2 separate regions of the Homo sapiens genome follow, and region 2 is linked to region 1. Evidence: chromatin contacts called from ENCODE Hi-C data. All regions are on one chromosome and are shown on one strand. The core of a region is the stretch at or near the end of the contact, and the rest is flanking DNA. Distances in the headings are between cores, read along the strand shown.

Region 1 (4,175 bases), core at 1,676-4,175:
ATGGTGGCGCATGCCTGTAATCCCGGCTACTCAGGAGGCTGAGGCAGGAGAATCTCTTGAACCTGGGAGGCAGAGGTTGTGGTGAGTTGTGCCACTGCACTCCAGCCTGGGCAACAAGAGCAAAACTCCATCTCAAAAACAAAAACAAAAACAAAAAACCTAGATGTTTATGGTTAAGGAAACAAATTAATAATAATAAAAAAGATAATATCGATTCTTACAAAATACAGTAATTAAGAAAATTAATCCTTTATCACAAACTTTTGTAGCAGAGCACATCTCTCCATATATACAAGCATTATACCGAGGGTGAATGTGTTCCTCCTCTTACTTTTTTTTTTTGAGACAGAGTTTTGCCGGGCACAGTGGCTCACGCCTGTAATCCCAGCACTTTGGAAGGCTGAGGGGGCGGATCACGAGGTCAATAGATGGAGACCATCCTGGCCAATATGGTGAAACCCCATCTCTACTAAAAACACAAAAATTAGCTGGGCGTAGTGGTGCGTGCCTGTAGTCCCAGCTACTTGGGAGGCTGAGGCAGGAGAATCACTTGAACACGGGAGGCGGAGGTTGCAGTGAGCCAAGATGGCACCACTGCACTCCACCCTGGTGACAGAGCGAGACTCCGTCTCAAAAAAAAAAAAAAAAAAAAGAGAGACGGAGTTTCACTCTTGTTGCCCAGGATGGCATGCAGCAACACGATCTCTGCTCACTGCAACCTCTGCCTCCTGGGTTCAAGTGATTCTCCTGCCTCAGCCTCCTGAGTAGCTGGGACTACAGGCACACATCATTGTGCCCAGCTACTTTTTGTATTTTTAGTAGAGACGGGGTTTCACCGTGTTGGCCAGGCTGGTCTCGAACTCCTGACCTCAGGTGATCCACCTGCCTAGGCCTCCCAAAATGCTGGGATTACAGGTGTGGTGAGCCACTGCGCCTAGCCCCTCCTCTTACTTTGGGGAACATCCTACTCTGTCTATGGAGCAGCTGTTGTTTCACCACTTTACTTTCTTAATAAACTTGCTTATACTTTGCACTGCGACTCGCCCTGAATCTTTCTTGCATGAGATCCAAGAACCCTCTCTTGTGGTCTGGATTGGGACCCCTTTCCTGTAACAAATGCATTGGCTGATAGGAGAATAAAGAAAAAAAAAGAGGAAAAACTAGAGTAACTTCTCTACATAATCATATTATATGACCGTTTTGTTAACCATGATAACAGTTAACAAAATAATTTTCTTATGTCTAATTCTCAGTCCATGTCTGTATGTCCCAAAATGTCTTTCACAGCTGGTTTGTTCAACCATTCAATGAAGGACCAAACATTGCAGTTGGTTGTTATGTATCTAGTCTCTCAATCTTGATCTTCAGACCACCTTCAGCCCATCTCACCACATCCGTCCCAAGCCCTTTGAGCCAGCCAACCCCAACCTGCCATGTACTTTACAAAATGCTCCTTTTTTTTCCACAGTCGACTGCTTCTCTGTCCCTGGAGCTCTCCCCTTTATTCTCCAAGGTCACCTTGAGCACATCCTTCTGCTCCGTGAAATCCATTCTCCTCTCCCTTTCCCTCCCTCTGAGCTTAACCAGCTGCCACCGCAGGCTTCTGCCTTTCTTCACAGTGTGGCCAGAACTCGGTTCTGCCTGCTAGCAGAGGGCAGGGCCGCTGTCTTCCTCTCCTTGCAGCCCCCAAGCCTAGCACATGCCTGGCATCTAGTGGCAGCACAATAAGGAACCTGATGAATACTCCTTTCTTCTGCTCTCCGCTCCTCCTCCACAGCCTGCCAGCCATGGTCAGGAAGAGCAAGATCCGGAATGGGCTTGGTGTGTCCCGCGGGAAGGCCGTGATCCTGGAAGATGCTTCTCAGCCCAGCCCGGATCTCCTTCCTTTAGCTCTAGAGACTTCTTTCATTCTTTGTGTACACACATACACTAAGACTCAGGAAGTGGTTCTTGAGGCAGGACCTTAAGAGCCCAAGGAGTGGGGCCGAGGCTGGAGGTGTGGGGGTGTGACGGCCGGTCCTACTCTCCGGCCTGTTCAGATCAGCTCCTTCTGGGGACCACCCCTGGCACACAAGGGAGGGAGGCAGCTTGATCCCCCTAGCCCGCTTCCAGCCCTCACCTGGCTTTGTCTTCTGGGATAAGACGGGGAAATCCAGAGGATGTAAGCCTCTCCTGCCTTCGTGTCTTCCCCCAAGCCCTCGCTATCACAGACGGATGCAGGAGCTGTCTGGGAGGCTGGAAGCACAGACCTTGTCAATCCTCCCCCAGAGGGCGGGACCCGACGCGGACGTGTCTTGATTGACTGGGTAGCGTGGCTTCGGGGAAGGGCTTCCTCCCCTTTTCTCAGACTAGGATCCCTGGAAAATGGAGAAGCTGTGCTAATAGAGGGGGGCCAGAAATCCCCACTCTAGAATGCTGTAGAATGTTGGGAGACACCCAGGATGTGAGCCAGGGACTTTCTGGAAGTGTTTGTTCTGGCCCCACCCGACCCCAGGCAGTCCCCAGCTGTCTGCACAGTCGGATGGGGAGGGGGCTTGCACAGAGTTGGAGCCAGAGGAGAGAGCTGGCTCATCCCCTACGGTAGGATGGGGAAACCTCACAGACCACATTGTCACCCGGCCTCAGCTCTCCGCCCCGGCGCTCAGAGGGTAACTCTCACCCACCTCGTCCGCTTCTCTGAACCAGAGTGACCCAGGCTGCGCTCCGCCCCGCTCTCCTACCCCGAGTTGGCACGGAGGTATAGCGCCAGAGGGGGGCCCCAGGCGCCCCGAGGTCTTGCCCTTGCGGCTTTCCCTTTGCGGGGGTGGGCGCCTTCTTCCGGGTAGGGGCCACGTGGCCCTGGCCGGGCGGGGGGCTCGGCCCACCCCGCGCCGGGCCCAGTGACTCAGGCCGCAGCTGTTACCGCGTCACATGAGGGAGGCCGGCGGCCACTCGGCGGGGGAGGGGACCGTGGCTGGAGCCCGGGGCGGGGCCGCGCGGCAGGCGGGGCGGGAGCCGGGGGGCGCAGCTAGAGAGCCCCGGAGCCGCGGCGGGAGAGGAACGCGCAGCCAGCCTTGGGAAGCCCAGGTGAGGCCGCGGGGACCCGGCGGACTTCGGCGCGGGCTGGGAGAGACCACCCGCAGTCCCTTCCTCCAGGGCTCGCCCCAGGCCCGCGGAGACTCGTCCGGCGCTCTCCAGCCGCCCTGGAGCAACTTTGCTTCGAAGTTCCCTGGGCCCGGGCAGGGTGTGGCGGGGGTGCTGGCTGCACTTTTTTTTTTTTTGGTGGGCGGGGAGGTCAGAGCCCAGGGGAAAGGGGCTGGGGCGGGGGTCGGGGTTGGGCTGAAGACCGTTTCTCCAGGCTGGGTGTTGGGTGGGGAAAGGGTGTTTGACGCCCGGAGACTGGCGGGCCGAGGGTCGGCGTCAGGCTCAAGCCCCTGCCGGCGCCCTTGGATCTGTCCTGGGCCCCAGAGGCGGCGGGGCGGGGTCCGGGCTTCGCGGCCGTCGCCCCCACCCCTCTCCTGCGGGTAAAGAGGGGGCTGGGAGACGTGGATCCGACCGCGGGTTTCCGGGTGGGAGGGGCCGGGAATCGGGGCCGTGAAGGGAAGCCCTCGAGGGCCGGCCGGGAGCCCGGAAACCGAGGTCCCCCTTCGGCCAGTTTTAATCCCCCCGCCCTCCCCTCTGCCCCAGGCCCGGCAGCCATGGCGGTGGAAGGAGGAATGAAATGTGTGAAGTTCTTGCTCTACGTCCTCCTGCTGGCCTTTTGCGTGAGTGGCGAGGGGTCCTGGGGGGCGCGCCGGCAGGGTGCGGGGAGACCTGGCTCCACAGTGGTGAGGGCTGAGGGAATGAGAATTAAGGCAGCTGGAGACCAGATGTGGAAAGAAAGCCAGGGAAAGACAGCGCAGCCACTCCCTCCTCCAGTTTTCCTGGACACCTGAGGCTTGTTTCCACCGAGAATGGCCATCCTGGGTGTGCAGCAACCCCTACCCCCATCCCTCCTGGCCCTTCCTGTCTGGTGACCCAACCACTTGTGATATGGGGCAGTGGGGCAACCAGCCAACCGCCTGATGCTATCGCCATGGGGCTTCCCTTCGCTCTCCCTTCTCCCCTCTCTCCCTCCCCAACCCTCTCATCCCTGTCCAGCCCCTCTCCCCCTTTCCCTCCTCCCAGCGCTTGGGGGTGAGGAAGGGCTCTGCCCA
Region 2 (4,175 bases), core at 573-3,072, 1.4 Mb before region 1:
GCCAGTGCCGTCCTAGACTGGCCCGAAGCCCCAAAAGTCAGTGGCCTGTGTCTGTAGGAGTCGAAGCGTCTTACAACCTTATCTTCAGCTTTTATCTTTTTGGTCTGGGGCAAGAAGAACTTGAGCGCTGAGGCTGACCAGCACCGACCTGGGATGGCTGGACCTCCCTCTCCCCCAAAACACAATCCTCACCTTCCCCTCTAAACACTCAGCAGTCTCAACACTGAAGTGAAGTCACCCATACTAAAGTGAATGTAGGAGCCCAGTCTCCCCCACAGTGGACGCTGCTGGCCAGCTTCATTCCCTGTGAAGGGGCCACAGCCCCAGGTGGCTAAAAGGGAGGGTGTGGCACCTTCCCTGGCTTTCCCACTCAGTGAGCCAGGTGGTGCCTTACTCTTCTCCGCTCAGCTTTTCCCAGGGGTTAAGCATTTATTTATTTATTTATTTATTTATTTATTTGAGACGGAGTCTCGCTCTGTCACCCAGGCTGGAGTGCAGTGGCGCTGTCACTGCAACCTCCGCCTCCCGGGTTCAAGCGATTCTCCTGCCTCAGCCTCCTGAGTAGCTGAGATTACAGGCGCCCGCCACCATGCCCGGCTAATTTTTGTATTTTTAGTAGAAACGGGGTTTCACCATGTTGGTCAGGCTGGGCTCGAATTCCTGACCTCGTGATCCACCCGCCTCAGCCTCCCAAAGTGCTGGGATTACAGGCCTGAGCCACCGGGCCCGCCCGGCCTGGTTAAGCATTCTTAACGCACGCTTCCTCTCTCCCCTCAGAACCTCTCCACCCTTCCAGGCTGCCCAGTGCTCCTCAGTGGCCCCTCTCCTAGCAGTGACACTCCCCACTTCCTCGGTCAGCCTTTTCCTTCAGCTCAGGGGCCGTGGCAGGGGGAGGGGCGCAATTGTTCTGCTCCGGGGCCGTTCCGCCCACACACACTCCCACAGTGGTAGCGTCTGTAGGCGAAAACCGCCCAGGGGCTCCCGCCTACTCTCCTCTCCCATATTTTCCACCCGCATCTTCAAGTGGAGTGGGGGAGCGGCTCAAGGCCTCTTGATGAAGGGGCTGCACACTGAAACTCCCCTCCCCGCTCTGTGAATAAAGGGACAGATATGGGAAGGAACGCCTAAGGCCTCCCTGCCTCCCTCGTCACCCCCCCTTTCCCCCGCTGATGCTCCTTTAACTCAAAGGCACCGGGGGCCCGCGCGCTCCGTGCCAACGAGGGACTGAGGCAACTGAGCGTCCCCCCACCTTCCGCACTGATGCCAGCTCGAGCTCCAGGGCATCCCCTGGTGCTTGGAGGCTCCCACATTCTTTGCAGGGGGCTCTTAGGCCAGATGGAGCCCACAGAGTAAACCAGGAATGGAGATTTGGGTACTACTCTTTCATATCCAGCTTCATCAGATGCTTGCCTGCTCCCAGGGCCCCCTAATTCGAAGACGCACCCCCTTTTCCATCAGTCTCCACCCCCCACCCCCGTCCTGCTTCCCCACGTCCTCCCCTCGACCTCCGCCCTCTGGACCCCATTCCCAAGTCCAGCTCCACCCATCTCCACTCCCCGCTGCCTCCCTTTGCCCACTAACTTGAGTCTGGGCTGCAGGGTCCGGCGGGCGCTGTCCCCTCCGCCCGGCGGCTGCTCGGCTGTGGGGGAAGGCGCTCTGTGCATGGACGGCCGGAGATCACCCGGGCTGCCCTTCTCGGTGCCCGGCGCTCGGCGCCTGCTGCGTGCTGCCCTCTTCCCCGCGCACGATGCCGTGTCCACCGCTGTCCAGGCTCTGTCCCTCCCTCCACGTCTTCTCTCTCCGAGCCTCCGCGCCTCTGTCTGTGCCTCTGCCCCCCCACCCTCCCCGGCTGCGCTTGCCGCCTCTCCGCGCCTCCGCCCCCGCAGGACGCACAGGGAGCGAGGCCCGGAGCTGCGCTGGCTGCCGGGCTGGCGGGCGGAGGGCGTGGGCAGAGCCGGGGGCGGGGGTGGGGGCGGGGGCCGGGGAGGCGGGCGCTGGGGCCTCTCGGCCGCGGAGACGCCGCGGCTTAGAGACTGGGAGAGGCGGAGACGGGGGGGGAGGGGGTGTGGAGCAGGAGGCGGGGGCGGGGATTCAGAGCCGGGGCGCCGAATTGGGGACCGAGGTGACCGAGGCCCGGCTGTGCAGGGCGGGCTTGGGGACCCAGCGGGCGGGGCGAGGTCGTTCTGTGCCGCCCACGCCGGATGCACAGCCGGCCCTCTTGGCGCCCACGTACCCACGTGAGCGCCCCGCCGGCGACATTCCTTCTCTCCCCCACCCCTCCGAGCTGAGAGAGGAGTTTCACAACCACGCACAAGTACACAAAGACACAGAAGCGCACGGACGTGCACACGCGCCTAAACAACTACGGGGACGCCCGTTGCCCATACTCAGGCCTTGTGGTGCTGGACGTGTGAATGTTAGCAGTGAGCCGGGAAAAGTTAGCGAAGGCTGGGCTGTGCGGCTTCTCCTGTGCGTGCATCTGACTCCCGTATAGTGTGCACTTAAGGCGGGCCTGAGAGCGTGGGGCTCTGCAGGGATCTCCTAGATATCCCCGCGCCCCTCCTCAGCCCCAATGGAATAATCTGAGGGGGTCGCTCTCAGAAACCCAGGCCTCCATGCTAGCCTGGAAAGTTTGGGAAACAGGAATGGGAGGGTTATGCTGCACGCCACCACTTAGGTGCGCGTGTTGATTAGACGCGTCGGCTTTTGTCAGCGCGTAGGTCAGGCAGGGATTCCTCCACTTGTCCTCTGTTTGCTGAGGATGAGGCCCTGCCTGGGAATTTTGTGTGACAAAGACGATACCCTTCCTGGGGCCGTCTATTAGGGACCTCGCCCGAGAGTCTAGTGGAAGATGAGTAAGAGGTCGGGAGCCTACGACGTGACTTCCTGCGGCGGAGCTGGAAGGAGGAGCGCCTTGAAGGAGCTTAGCCCCCGCCTCTGCAACCCACCACCGTCTCCCCCTTTGGTTTCTCCTAGCCCCATCTGGTTCGCATTGCACTCCCGCCCACGGCTGGGAGGGCTGTTGGGGGAGGCGGGGGCTCTAAGGGCCCGGCCCATAGACTCTAAGCCCCAGGGAAAGGAGGGGGGGTGGGGGCCGGGGAAAGCGAGCGGACTGGCCACAGGTGAGGTTTCCCCTAGTCCGGAATCTCAGCCCCGCCCCGCCTCTCTGTCCGCACTTCTGAGGGGCTGGGGTGGGGCATGGCGGGGCGTGGAGGCCGTGGACCGGGGCTGGTTTTACAATGTGGCCTAGCGAGGAGACCTTTCCGCCTTGTGGGGTCCGGGGAGAAGGAGCGCGTTGTTGGTGGGAGGATTTCAGTTGCTCAGGTCCTCTTCTCCAACCTATTAAGCGCCAAACACAGTGGGGGTGGTGGGAACGAGCAGAGTCCCGTCTCCCAGTCCCCCGCCCCGCAACTGGAGGGTGCGGCTAGACGGGCTCCCCTGGGGACGCTCCCGACCCCGTACGGGGTGTGGGCGACCCCTCCCCCCCCACCTCAGGTTATTTTGGATCCCGGGCTGCCAGCCGCTGGCCCCGGGTTTCCACGTGCCCCCTCCCTCCCCCAGCCCACGCTCCCCGTGACGCACATCCTCCGCCCACGCAGCCTCTGCTCGAGGCGCCCCCCTCCCTCCCACCCCGGCCCCCTTGGGGCGGCGCTGAGCCTTAGGATCTGGAGGGAGACGCCCGCCCAAGGAGGAGGCGGAGTAGGGCGTGAGCAAGTGAGCGGCAACCTACTGGGCGCGGGGCGCCCGGGTCCCGGTCCTGATCCGGGAAAGAGGGGGAGGGAGGAGCCGATTTTGAGCTCTCCGCTCCCGGGTCCTGGGAGAGGGGGTGCTCGGCCAGAGAGGGACGAGGGAAGAGAAATTCCGCAGAAGGGGCCTGCCCACTCCCCTAGGGGAGCCAGCGGGGGTCCGGGTGCGAACCCGTGTGTGAGAGTGAAACTACCGGGTGTTTGTGTCTTTGTGCCCTTGTTTCTCAAGATTGTCGTGAGATTCGGATGAGAGAATGTACGGGAAAACTCTCTAAATTGTAGAATGCTAAGCATATTTAAGACGCTACTGCCAGTTTGTGTCTCTGTACCCGAGATTATGTATTTATATGTTTCTTTATATCCACTTGTATATCTGTGTTCCTCTCTCTCTCTAGGTTTGTGTATGAGCCCCTATTTAAAAAATCATTG

The links. A loop is a pair of places that touch in the nucleus more often than their neighbours do. Pooled maps may share reads with other maps.
Region 2: a loop to region 1 is called in a map of gastrocnemius medialis, with 4 times the contacts of the local background. The contact joins the promoter of NAB2 here to the promoter of CD63-AS1 in region 1. A Hi-C loop is called at or near these places in 1 of 168 maps with a recorded cell type or tissue (gastrocnemius medialis), 1 of 37 single-sample maps with no recorded cell type and 10 of 50 pooled maps.

What each region holds. Positions count from the first base shown.
Region 1 is chr12:55,727,844-55,732,018 of GRCh38, reverse strand. It overlaps CD63-AS1 (CD63 antisense RNA 1), which reads right to left and starts at 2,925. Exons shown (of 2, transcript NR_183514.1): 1 at 2,664-2,925; 2 at 1,167-2,357. CD63 (CD63 molecule) reads left to right here and starts at 3,010. Exons shown (of 8, transcript NM_001780.6): 1 at 3,010-3,066; 2 at 3,667-3,743. The coding sequence starts at 3,678. RefSeq lists silencers at 2,664-3,043, 3,314-3,613 and an enhancer at 2,578-3,184.
Region 2 is chr12:57,086,761-57,090,935 of GRCh38, reverse strand. It overlaps NAB2 (NGFI-A binding protein 2), which reads right to left and starts at 1,822. Exons shown (of 7, transcript NM_005967.4): 1 at 1,582-1,822. The coding sequence starts at 1,664. It also overlaps a transcript of NEMP1 not described here. RefSeq lists silencers at 1,611-2,230, 3,231-3,290, 3,471-3,620 and an enhancer at 2,501-2,550.